Linked DNA regions of Homo sapiens: all the other regions are linked to region 1. A link is a contact called in ENCODE Hi-C or POLR2A ChIA-PET data. All regions are on one chromosome and are shown on one strand. Each heading gives the region's core, a stretch centred on a gene start or an enhancer-like site at or near the end of the contact. The rest is flanking DNA. Distances are from core to core; before and after follow the strand shown. Region 1 has its middle 19 kb from the start of CDH23. Region 2 holds the start of LINC03139 (long intergenic non-protein coding RNA 3139). Region 3 overlaps CDH23 (cadherin related 23).

The links. A loop is a pair of places that touch in the nucleus more often than their neighbours do. ChIA-PET counts read pairs that join two places held with the same protein, here RNA polymerase II (POLR2A). Pooled maps may share reads with other maps.
Region 2: a map with no recorded cell type shows a loop between it and region 1 (3-fold over the local background). The contact joins the promoter of LINC03139 here to the enhancer-like site in region 1. A Hi-C loop is called at or near these places in 2 of 168 maps with a recorded cell type or tissue (gastrocnemius medialis and heart left ventricle), 10 of 37 single-sample maps with no recorded cell type and 8 of 50 pooled maps. POLR2A ChIA-PET finds 5 or more read pairs at or near these places in 1 of 52 experiments (OCI-LY7).
Region 3: a map with no recorded cell type shows a loop between it and region 1 (4-fold over the local background). The contact joins two enhancer-like sites. A Hi-C loop is called at or near these places in 5 of 168 maps with a recorded cell type or tissue (ectodermal cell, head of caudate nucleus, pancreas and 2 more), 3 of 37 single-sample maps with no recorded cell type and 9 of 50 pooled maps. POLR2A ChIA-PET finds 5 or more read pairs at or near these places in 2 of 52 experiments (MCF 10A and activated CD4-positive, alpha-beta memory T cell).

The regions. Positions count from the first base shown.
Region 1 is chr10:71,375,663-71,379,737 of GRCh38, reverse strand. It overlaps a transcript of SLC29A3 not described here. Among named protein-coding and RNA genes, the nearest start is that of CDH23, 19 kb to the left of the region's middle. RefSeq lists a silencer at 2,146-2,215 and enhancers at 2,346-2,495, 2,551-3,111. Within about 2 kb of position 2,262, at least 32 of the 41 ENCODE cell types and tissues checked have a DNase peak (open chromatin) inside an H3K27ac peak, as active enhancers do; they include OCI-LY7, gastrocnemius medialis and sigmoid colon, where a contact is called at or near this core.
Region 2 is chr10:71,876,426-71,880,500 of GRCh38, reverse strand. It overlaps LINC03139 (long intergenic non-protein coding RNA 3139), which reads right to left and starts at 2,414. Exons shown (of 2, transcript XR_007062186.1): 1 at 2,016-2,414; 2 at 1,394-1,788. RefSeq lists an enhancer at 3,624-4,075.
Region 3 is chr10:71,725,361-71,729,435 of GRCh38, reverse strand. CDH23 (cadherin related 23) reads right to left here. Exons shown (of 70, transcript NM_022124.6): 30 at 3,916-4,064. It also overlaps a transcript of C10orf105 not described here. Among named protein-coding and RNA genes, the nearest start is that of C10orf105, 7.6 kb to the right of the region's middle. RefSeq lists enhancers at 2,180-2,952, 2,953-3,724, 2,712-3,911. Within about 2 kb of position 2,160, at least 29 of the 41 ENCODE cell types and tissues checked have a DNase peak (open chromatin) inside an H3K27ac peak, as active enhancers do; they include sigmoid colon, where a contact is called at or near this core.

The sequences.
Region 1 (4,075 bases), core at 1,013-3,512:
TTTAGCTTAAAGATCTCAAATGGCTTTATTGCAATTATAGAATCTGGCAACACTTCATTCCATAAAATAGAATAAGTGTTCTGATAAGCTGAGCAGAGGGAGTTGGTTTTATAGACAGAGAGGGCTGAAGGAAACAGAAGAGAAGAACAAAGAGCCTATTAGTTGCTTCAGAGCCACTTCCCTCACGAGGTGGGGACAGGGAGACAGAATGATAGAAAAACAACTGATTCATTAGCATCAGGTTACTCAACGCTACTTCTTTCATATAAGGAATAAAGCAGAGGGGATTCACTCTTGTGACCATTGAGATTTGAACTGGCCTGTTTGGGACATTGGCTGTTACCTCTTTTCAGGTAACTACTTAGTTTGGGTTTAGTGCCATGGAACTTTAGCATGGGTGACTCCCTTTGGATTTTTAGCCTGGTCTGCTGGGGCCTAATTCAGAAACTTAGTCCAAAACAATGGCCTCCTACAATTTTCATTTAACGCTTGCCTGCTCTGAGAAGAGGAGGAATGACAAGAGAGCAAAACATGGGCTGGCCCTCTGCCCTCACTGGTAAGGAGCTCACCTTTTGGACTCAGACCTGGATTCAAATTCTTGGGCAAGCCACTTAAATCCTCCAAACCCTAGTTTCCCCGTTGGGGGGCAACATCTCCCTCTCAACTGAGGCATTGTGAGGGTGAAGCAGACAATGAGAGCAAAGCATTTGGCAGAGCATTTGGTCCTCCCTGAAGCCAGCCATCGTCCTCCTCCTCACTGGGCAATGACACCTCCCCTAGTTGTTCTCATCTAAGGTGGTGTTTCTCTAGAAGCTGATCCCAGACAAGGATTAAAGTGCAAGTCGTTTATTAGAAGTGAATTCAGGAAGCTCCAGCTGAAGAATGAGGAAGTGAGACAAGAAAGGGAAGGAGACCAAAAAAAGATGTGTTATCAAGCAGGTTACCATTGTAGACAACGGGAGCTCAAGCCCATAAGGGAGCTCTGGGGAACAGCCTAGCAGAACAGTCGTTCTCAAACTTCAGCACAGACTCACTAGGAGGGCTTGTTAAAACACCAATGACTGGGCCCCAGCCCCTACAATTTTAGATTCAGTAGGTACAGGGTAGTAGTAGGCTAAGAATTTGCATTTCTAACTAGTTCTCAAGTGGTACAGTTTGCTGCTGGTTTGGGACTACACCCTAAGAACCACAAAGTGTCTCAGCATGATCTCACTTGAGGGATGAGGAAGCTAGGGAATTTATCCACCAACTCCCTGTTCATCAGTATTTGGGAGCTGCTTCTGAGGGCATTCACCCTCTGGCACTCAAGTTGACTCAGGCTAAAATCGCTCCTATGGCCAGAAAAGCCCTATTAAGCCTGTTGCTAGGGTCTCAGGTCCTTTGGCTGGGAGACAGGGTGGGAGGAGAACCGCAGAGAAGCTTGCAAGGTAGTTTGACATCTGACTGAAGGATTTCAAGGGAAGCTAAGGGTCAAAGACGGCTTCGTTGAGTCCCTAGCTATGCATTCATATGGTCGTATATTTTTGTAAAATTAGCAAAAATATTTTGTTATGATTTCTTTTTACATTCTAAGTTCATTTTTGTACCTAACTTTATATTTGTAATTTTTTATTCTTTTTTCCAAAAGAGGACCCCCCCCCCCAACATTGTCTAAGCTTCAGACCCCATAAAACCTGGATTGGCCCTGCATGGCCTAGTAGGAACACAGATTTAGGTTTGCTGAACTGAAATGAGTGTCCACGGTTTGACTCATTAAGAACTCAAGCCACCTGAGTTCATGCCCACCCAAGTTCAAATTCCAGCTCTGACACTCCCTAGTTTGAGGTAGTTTGGCCAAGATGCTTAATCTGTCTAAACTCCTATTTTCTCATTTACAACTTGGGACAGCAAAATCAGATGATCAAATTAAGTAATCCTTGCAAAGAGCCAGGCCGACAGTAAGTGCTCAACAAATATGAGTATCTTTTTTATCATTATTTGTTCCCCTGGTTTATTTCTGTTTCTTATCATTTGCCTTGACGATCTTCCTCCAAGACCAGGTAGGAATGAGTGATCTGGGGACAAAACAAAAAGCCGCTTCCAAAATTGGCAGGTCGCCTCTCTCTAGGGCTTTCTTGCCAGTTCTTCCAGCCCTACTGGCTCCGCTCCCTCTACTGGGCGTCCACCTCGTTGCCGGGTAACTACCGACGGCCCCCGCGCGGGCATTGGCTGTGCGGCCCGGCTCCCGGCCTGCCCCGCGGCTCCCGGAAGCCCTCGCGGCCATCTATTTCGTGGCCGGTGGCTGTTTGCCTGCCAGAGGCCAGCGGGGGCGGTCCAGTCCCTGGCTCTAGGAGCTGTTTCTGGCCGAGCTGAGCGCGGCGGGCTCGGCATAGCCATGAGTTGCTGAACTGGGTGGTTTTGCGGACCTGACGATTCGCCATACCCCGCTTGGTGTGTCACTGCCGTGGGCGTCTCCAGGTAGCCTCAGCCCAGGGGATACCTGGAGCGGCAGCTTAGAGCATCTTCCGGGAGCATCCGCCGGCGGCCTGGGCACCTCCCCATCAGCCCCTGCCGTGCCACCCCAGCCTGGGCCTTGAGGCCCGGAGATCTGAGCACTTCGGGACCTATCCCTCAGCCTAACCATCTTGGTTCAGCTCTGTGACACTGGGCCAAGTGACCTTGAGAAAAGACAGGGCCGGGCGCGGTGGCTCACGCCTGTAATCCCAGCACTTTGGGAGGGTGAGGTCTTGAGGTCAGGAGTTCGAGACCAGCCTGGGCAACATGGTGAAACCTCGCCTCTACTAAAAATATAAAAATTAGCCGGGCGTGGTGGCAGGTGCCTGTAATCCCAGCTACTCGGGAGGCTGAGGCAGAGGCAGAGGCAGGAGAATCTCCTGAATCCAGGAGGTGGAGTTTGCAATAAGCTGAGATCACACCACTGCATTCCAGTCTGGGCAACGAAGGGAGACTCCATCTCAAAACAAAACAAAACAAAAAAACACAGAAACAAAAACCCACTTCTAATTGCTGCTACTCAGCATATACATTCAGGGAAACTTGAATCTATGCTCCTGGGTGGCCATCCTCAAGCTTTGGGCTTGAATAAACTCTATAGCTAGTCATATTTTCTATATCTTATTATTTAAGGTTGACAAACTTCAGAAGCTTCTTTGCCCTTCTGGTACTGATAATACCAACAGTGAATAATAAGTGACATTGTTATTGGTTGCTTACTTCCTACCCCTGATAAATGGTCTAATGTTGAAATCTAAGAGGTATAATAGTTATTACATGCATTTAGTAGAATGGGTATAATGAATGAGGAAATAGGCTCAGGGAAGAATTTGATTTGCTCTGACACAGCTCTACAGGGCCAGATTTCCAACCCAGGCTAGTCAAGTCCAGAGCCTGCAATTTTCACTTCAAGTCTTCCTGTGAGGATTGACAAGAGGATGTTCAGTCTTAGCCAGGTGCCTGGCAGCTACTGAGGGCCCAGTGGAGGTTAGTGGGCAAATCATCATAGTAGTTTCAATAAGCAATAGTTCTATCAGTATCAAAGAGTGGCTGTGGTCAGAGCTTTGTAAGAGACACATTGCCGTGTTTACTTAGGACAGGAACAATCTGGAGTTTGTTTCCACCACTCCCTGGAGTTTCAAGTCCTTAAAAATGTTCAAGCTGGTTTGGCTTTGTGTCTTCTATTTCCTGTTTACACTTTGCCCCACCTCTATTTTTGCCCCTTCTTCCCCCTCTTCTAGTTATACCTAACACCACTGCTGACGCTCTTCGCTTCTGAAAAATGGCCAGCTTTCTGCCCTCAATTTAAAGGGATCAATCAGTGGCCCCAGAAGTTCTTATTTTTCTTGGCTAAAATGAAAATGGTGAAAACACCAACCACAAAAGGCAGACTCTTGTTAATGGGGGTCCTAAATGTGAAAGGGAGAACTTACCTGGCCCATGAGTATCTGTTTGGCTTTCAGGGGAGACAGCCGTCTGTGTTCTTCCTAAATGTCAGCTTATACCACTCTGGGGTTTGGGGATTCCTGCCTGATTCTCCATTTCCTTGCCTATGAAATGAATAATATTAGTCACGTCCGAG
Region 2 (4,075 bases), core at 1,165-3,664, 500 kb before region 1:
GGTTGAGGTCACTGGGGCAGAATGTTGTGGGAGCATGCTGGAGAGGTGGAGAGGTGGAGGGGAGAAGGAGAATAGAGCATTGACTGCCAGGGAGATGAATTTGGCATTGATCCCATGGGCATTAGAGAGCCAAAAGAGACTCTATCTCTGTTTTTTGTTTTTTTTTTTTTTCTTTCTTTTTTCTTTTTTTGAGACAGGGTTTCACTGTTGTTGCCCAGGCTGGAGTGCAGTGGTGCAATCTCAGCTCACTGCAACCTCCTCCTCCCAGGTTCAAGCGATTCTCCTGCCTCAGCCTCCCAAGTAGCTGGGATTACAGGTGCCCGCCACCACGCCTGGCTAATTTTTATATTTTTAGTAGAGATGGGGTTTCACCATGTTGGTGAGGCTGGTCTCAAACTCCTGACCTGAGGTGATGCACCTGCCTCGGCCTCCCAAAGTGCTGGGATTATAGGTGTGAGCCACCTTGCCTGGCCGAGAGTCCATCTTTAAAAATAAATAAATAAATAAATAAATAAAAAGTAATTTTATTTGAAAAACAGGAAGACCAGGCATGGTGGCCCACACTTGTAATCCCCACACTTTGGGAGGCTGAGGCAGGAGGATTGCTTGAGGCCAGGAATTTGAGACCAGCCTGGGTAACACAGTGAGACCCCATCTCTACAAAAAAAACTTAAAATGATCACTGCTCAAACCTAAGCCAGTAATAAAAAAAGAAAAAAAAGGGCTGGGCACGGTGGCTCACACCTGTAATCCCAGCACTTTGGGAGGCCAAAGTGAGCAGATCACGAGGTCAGGAGATTGAGACCATCCTGGCTAACACAGTGAAACCCTGTCTCTGCTAAAAATACAAAAAATTAGCCGGGCATGGTGGTGGGCACCTGTAGTCCCAGCTACTCGGGAGGCTGAGGCAGGAGAATGGCATGAACTTGGGAGGTGGAGCTTGCAGTGAGCCAAGATCGCGCCACTGCACTCCAGGCTGGAGGACAGAGTGAGACTCCATCTCAAAAAAAAAAAAAAAAGAGAAGAAAAGAAAAAGGAAAGAACAAAAATAGCCAGGTGTGGTGCTGTGCCTGTAGTCCCAGCTACTTGAGAGGCTGAGGCAGGAGGATCTCTTGAGCCCAGGATGTTGAGGCTGCAGTTAGCTATGATCGTGCCACTGCACTCCAGACTGCATGACAGAGTGAGACCCTGTCTCAAAAAAAGAAAAGAACAAGCATTACAGGGGCTGGGGGTAAGGGGGATGGGGATGGGACGTTATCGTTTAATGGGTACAGAGTTTCTGCTTTGCAAGATAAAGCGAGTTCTGGAGATGGGTGGTGGTGACTTTGCACAGCACAATGCGTGTATTTCATACCACTGAACTGTACACTTAACAAACAGTGAAGCTGGCAAATTTTATGTTATATATATTTTACTACAATTTTAAAAGCTGGGGGAAGAATTGCAAATTTTGGCTGCACAGCCTTTACATCAGAGGAGATGGCCCAGGTGCAGCCATGTGCGGTGGCTGCGGAGGCAACAGTGAAGATGACAATGATTGCTGACATTTAAGAAGTCCCCAGAGACAGCAGGGATAATGAGTAGGAAAAAACTCTGAGGGCAGGGGCTATGTCATACCCTCCTCTCCATACCCAGCACCAAGCCCATAGAGTGCAGTGGCGGGCTCTCAGCCACAGCGGCTGAGGAAGTGGTTGCGTCTGCATCGGCCTGCAGTGGACTGCCGGGGCAGGAAGAAGAACTAGCTTGTCTTTCACGGAGTCTTGTGTCCTTAAACCCAGATAAAGCGGCCTAGAGACAGTGAGAGAACAATGAGGGTTGTTGCAGACTAAAGCCGGGCCCTGGGCAATGTTTGGCCTCTGCCTGGGCCTCGGGCCCCACCCCCCATGTCCCCGGGCCCCACCCCCCAGGTCCCCGGGCCCCACCCCCCAGGTCCCCTTCCAGAACTTCACCAGTCTTGCCGGCCTCTCAGAGAGTCAGCCAACCCCTGAGGCCTTTCGGGGACTGATAACGCTCACCTTTGGCTCAGACTGAATCCAAACACTTCACCTCTTTTTCTTCACAGAGCCCCATCCTCCAAAGGACCCTGTTCCAGCTTGTGACAAACCCAGAGGCAATCCTGGTCATCCGGAGGAGGAGGTGTCTGTGCCGTTGCTTGGAGCTGACTGTAGGCCTAGAGGCACAGGATTATACAGGATTGTAAGAGAATTGTATTTTTCTTCCTTGCATTTTTCGGTGTTTTCTAAATTTTTTCAATGAGTATCCTTTTGAGAATCATTAAAAAAGAATACATTTTACTTGACAAGGTATATAAATACATGGGTTAAGATATTAAAATAGAAAGAGTAAGGATTGCTTGCACGTTACAGAGTCTGGGATTTGGAGCTCAGTGCCTGGCACTGAGGGGATCAAAGTGCCAGGTGCTCAAAGTGTTCGTTGAATGAGAGGCGGGGGTGGGGGTAATGGGTGGTGAGACTGCTACCCTGTCCCTCCTCCCTCACCACATCAATGTCTGTGAAGCATTTCTAGAGGATCTACTGTGCAATGGAACCCTGGGAGCCAGGGGTGACTGGGGAGGCAGCAGGTGCAGGTGCTGGTAATGCCGTGCCATTGGGAGCCCCACTGGGGGTCCTCCATGAATCACAGGGGACCCATACCCAGGATACTGAGGAAGCTTCCAGAAAAAAAGAGTGATGCTGGCCCTGGATTGTGAGGATGGGCAGGGGTTTTTTGGAGTGGGAGAAGGGTACAGGTGTTCCAGGTCATCAGTCCAAGTTCCTTCACTCCTTCATTATTTACTTGCTCAGTCATTTCACAAACAACCTTTTTTAAAATAATTAGACAGGGGTCTCACTATGTTGCACAGGCTGGTCTCTCACTCCTGGGCTCTGGCGGTCCTCCCGCCTTGGCCTCTGAAAGCGCTGGGATTGCAGGTGTGAGCCACCATGCCCAGCCTCACAAACATTTATCTGCAGTCCAAACTGGATCCAAACTCTCCTCACCGCACCTCTGTTTCTGGAGAATGCTTCCAGGGCGCCTAGAATATACCAGGTCCTGACCTAGTGACTAGAGATACAGCTGCCACTCATAAATAAACATATGCTAGCATGGCAAGAAGAAAAGATGGCAGGATGGCAGAGAGAAAGCTGCTAGGGAGCAGATGCAGAATGAATATCTGGAGCAGGAGCAAAGGGCAAGAGCCTCCAGACTGGGGGGAAACGACCTGGGCATGCTCAAAGGCAAAAGAGGCCACTGGAGATGTGTGAACAGCAAATGGTGTGATCTGATTGGGATCGTAAAGGATCACTTCCACACAACAGTGATCACACTTTGTCCACAGGCACCCTTTAAAAAACCCCTTTCAAATTTTTTTTTTTTTTTTTTGAGATGGACTCTCACTCTGTCACCCAGGCTGGAGTGCAATGGCACGACCTCGGCTCACTGCAACCTCCACTTCCCAGGTTCAAGCGATTCTCCTGCCTTAGCCTCCTGAGTAAGTGGGATTACAGGCACCTGCCACCATACCCGGCTAATCGTTATAGTTGCAGTAGAGACGGGGGTTTCACCATGTTGGCCAGGCTGGTCTCGAACTCCTGACCTCAGGTGATCCGCCCTCCTTGGCCTCCCAAAGTGCTGGGATTACAGGCATGAGCAAATGTGCCTGGCCCCTTTGAAATTTTTATCATTAGCCTAAACTTGCAAATGATGCATTTGGTGGTTTGCTGTAGACTGTATATCATCTTTAAATATTTTTTCCGCTCCCGCTCCCGCTCCCTCTCCCTCTCCCTCTCCCCACGGTCTCCCTCTCCCTTTCTTTCCACAGTCTCCCTCTGATGCCGAGCCGAAGCTGGATGGTACTGCTGCCATCTCGGCTCACTGCAACCTCCCTGCCTGATTCTCCTGCCTCAGCCTGCCGAGTGCCTGCGATTGCAGGCGCGCGCCGCCACGCCTGACTGGTTTTCGTATTTTTTTGGTGAAGACAGGGTTTCGCTGTGTTGGCCGGGCTGGTCTCCAGCTCCTAACCGCGAGTGATCCGCCAGCCTCGGCCTCCCGAGGTGCCGGGATTGCAGATGGAGTC
Region 3 (4,075 bases), core at 911-3,410, 350 kb before region 1:
GGGGACGCTTTAGGGCTCCCTGGGGGACGGAGGCCTAGCTCCCTCCATGACACTTTGCTGTCTGTTTTTCCTTGCTGGTTGCACCCTGTTCCACCTTTTCCTGTGGGCGCTTCTTACACATTACTTTCACACCAATCCTTGTCTCAGGGTTTGCTTCTGAGGCCCCCATCCAAGGCAGTGGCTGTTTCTGAATTGTGCAATTACGCACCATTTTCCTCACCGCTTACCAGCACTAAGTTCTCTTTATGAATGTGTGCACTGTACATCATGAACGTAATACAGTTTAAAAGGTGTTTATGGAGGCCAGGCATGGTGGCTTTTGCCTGTAATCGCAGAAATTTGGGAGGTTGAAGTGGGAGGATCTCTTGAGCCCAGGCATTCGAGACCAGCCTGGGCAACATAGTGAGACTCTGTCTCTACAAAAATTACAAAAAAAAATTAGCCAGGGGTGATAGCACGCACCTGTAGTCCCAGCTACTAGGGAGGCGGAGGCAAGAGGATCGCTTGAGCCCAGGAGTTTGAGACCAGCCTGGGCAACATAATGAGACTCTGTCTCTAAAAAAAATTAGCCGGGGGTGGTGACATGCATCTGTAATCCCAGCTACTAGGGAGGCTGAGGCGGGAGGATTGCTGGAGCCCAGGAGTTTTTAGCTTTTAGCTCTTTGCTCTATGCTGGGGTGAGCTGGCCCCAGAACAGGAGAGGCACCCTCTTCCCAGCCAAACAGAGCTGGGGCCGGTAGGAACTTGCCAGCAAAGTAGAGAGGGAAGCAAATGGGGAAGGGGCTGTGATGCCCCATACAGACTTTGCATGTGGTGACCAGCACTAAGGGAGGGGCCTCTGCATGTGCAGCAGAGGCGTGTGTGTCTGGCATCTGGTCACTGCCTCTGGGATCAGCCCTGCTTTCTCTTTGGGGATTAGCTGGGAATCAGCTGGAGAGAAGTGACAGAGCTTCTGGCTGGTAGAAGCCGAAAACAGCAGCCTGACCAGTGGAGGACTCTGGGGTGGGGAGGGTGGCAGGGCTGGGGGCAGAGAGGCATATGGGTGTAAAAGTTTCTCTGCATCGCTGCTTCTAGGGTTCCCAAAGCTCTGCTGTGTCATTAGAATTTTCATGTCCAGACACCCAGAACCCACTATGCAAACTAACATGTCCACTCCAGAGCACAGCTGTTCACAGGCTGGAACCTAAATTTGGCTTCACCCAGAACTTGGCTGGGGAAGATCCTGGGTAGGGTGGGTGCGGGGGGGAGTTTGCATGGATGAATTTCAGGAACTCTTTTTCGGTAAACAGAAACTAACCACTCCTCTTGCAAAACTGTGCGCCTTACCCTTCCTCAATCTGCTTGTCCAAATGACCTTGACTCCAAGGGTTGTGGGGAAAAAACAGGGCCAGGCTGACAGTACAATGACAAGATGAGAGAGGTGGCAGGGAGCTGGGGTGTGGCCTGTCCTCCATGAGTCTGGCTACATGCCACCAGCCTCTGGTCGGTTTCAGCCTGTTTTTAGCAGCAGAGACAGGAGGAGGCAAGATGGTTTGCAAACCTGAGAGGCACAGATGTACAGGAAGCAGAGGTCTGTCAGGTTCTTGCTGAGCAAGTGGGAGCAACTGGGCTTCCTGGAGAACCAGACCTGCTTTCTGTCCAGTGCTGTGCCTGTCCAGTGCTGTGCCAGTGCAGTGCTTTGCCTCAGTTTCCTCATCTGCAAAATGGGGTGCTAGTGGTTAGGAGGACAGGGAGAGGAGGTGTGCGTGGGCATATGTGCGTGTGTGTGTGTGTATGTGTCGTGAACACCCTGAGACACCCAGTCTCTAAGGGGACTGTCTCACTCTGTACTCCCCGGCCCCTCACTGGGGCTGTCCCCGGTCTCTGAGGCAGGAACTGGAGGATGTGGATGGTTCCTGCAAGCCGTCTCTCCCCTGCTGCTGGGAAAATGAGTCCAGCGGAAAGCCAGAGTCCCCACATTGCCTTCAGGAAGGCCCCCAGCTCTCCCGGGTCTCATGGGTGTGGAGGCTGTGTACTACAGTGCCACCAAGCACCTGCCCCAGGGGCCAGCCCTCAAATTCTCACCTTAAAATTACCCTGTGGGGATGAGGCAGTGGTTTCTGACTGGGCTTTGAAGAGGCTTATGTGAGGCAGTGGAGTGTAGTGGTTAAGGGGACAGGCTCAAGCTGGCTGCCAAGGCATGAAGCCTGGCTCCACCCTTACCGCTGTGTGACCCTGAACAAGTCGGCTAATTCCTCTTTGCCTCAGTCTTGTCATCTGTAAGATGGGGGTATTAACAGTGCCTACTTCATAAGGCTATTATGAGGGTTACGGAGGTTAAAGTACACGAGGCATTTAGAAAAATATCGGGCACGTGTGAGGGTTTATTATTCCTCAGGGTTCAGGGGAGACGGGCAGGACGTAAGTAGCTGAGCAGGTGTGGCTCTGGGAGCCCCACCCCTGCACTGATTGTCACAGTCTGGCTTCGATCTGTTTTACACTGTACCCTGGGATGCTGCATATCATTTTGTGTATACAGAAGGTTTGTGGCTAAAGGAGGTTTGCAGCCACAATGCTGAGGCACTGATGGGAGGAGGCAGGAGCCCACCACGCCTGGGTGAGGGAGCGGGGAGCGAGGGCCACATGGAGGGCTGTGGTTAGGAAGCCTGAAGTCTGGAGACCCAACCCCAGCTTCGCTGACATCAGTCACTCTGTGCCCTGAAGTAGGCCCCACACAAGGCAGGCTCTGATGAGGGCGTACTGACCAGCCCACGAATAAGATTCACAGTCATGCAAGCCAGCATGGCTATGTGCATGTCCAGGTTACTGTGTCTGAGTCTCCATCACCAGGGCCCTGTAAGAACCAGGGGATCTGACCCTCTCAGCCATTTCCACAGGGCAGGTCTCACTCAGGGCAGTTGCAAGGACCCAGGTGTCTTCCCAGCTCTTCTTGGGGCAAAGCGTTGGAGGTGTCAGCAGGAGCTGGGTCAGGGCTGAGTCACCCACCCCAGCACAGCCCCTGAGCAATCAGACCCATCGTGTTTGTGATCGTGAGTACCCGGTGACCACCGCTCATTGTTTCCAGCCTGGGGGAAGCAGGGGGTGGAGATGGGGCTGATAAGAGGAGCCGGGCACTCAGTTCTGGGTGAAAGTCCCTGCTTGCTCTGCCTGACTCTTCCCATCTCCCTCCTACTCCTGATGTCTGGGGTCTGACTCACTGGTTTAGGGGAAGGGGCTGGGGGCTGCTGAGTGTGTAGGGGTGGGGGTGAAGCGGCCTTGAGAGGTCATCTCATTCATCTCAGTCATCCCCCTGCTGGCGGTAGTACACATAACACAACCAGTGGGAACATCTGTGTGTAGGTTTTCAGCCATTCGGGAGGACTAAGGCTGATTTGATTTTGGCTGCACAGATAAGGCTGGGCAGGAAAGAATACATTTGATGAGGCAGCTGGGAGAGGTGACTGGAATATATTAGGGTCACTTTCATTGGAAAGGGCACTGAACTTGGATTCAGAAGATGGGGGCTCCAGTCCTGATTCTATCACTAGCAACTTCTCTGTGCCTCAGTTTTCTCATCTGTAAAATGAGGTTAGCATCTGTACCTCCAAGATCACCCAAGTGAGATTTCCTTGACTTACCCTAGAGAGCTCTGTGGATACAGGGGTTAGTACAGTAAGGACACCTCTTTCATCCCTTAGGACAGACATCAGTATCACTGACTCCTTTCCACAGCTGGAGGAACAAACTCACAGCAAAATGACAAGTCCAAGTCCCAGGCTGGGCACCTGTCACCGAACCCTTAGGCCCAGATGTCATTCAGCACCTAAATCAGTGGTGGCCCTGCCCACACCAGGCGCCAACTAATGGCCTTCTCTGTTCTAGCTGTGGGCTTGGCCCCGTCCTGAGGTCAGCACCCCAGCCCGCCCCTAGCCTCACCCTGACGGAGCTCCGCATGGGGCCCAGGTCGTGGTTGTAGGCCTCCACTATCAGCACGTGGGATGAGTTCCGCTCCCGGTCCAGGGGCCGGGGCCCTCGCATCAGGAGCCCATTGCTGACATGGATCCGGAAGTTGTTGCCATGGTTACCTGTGTGGAGG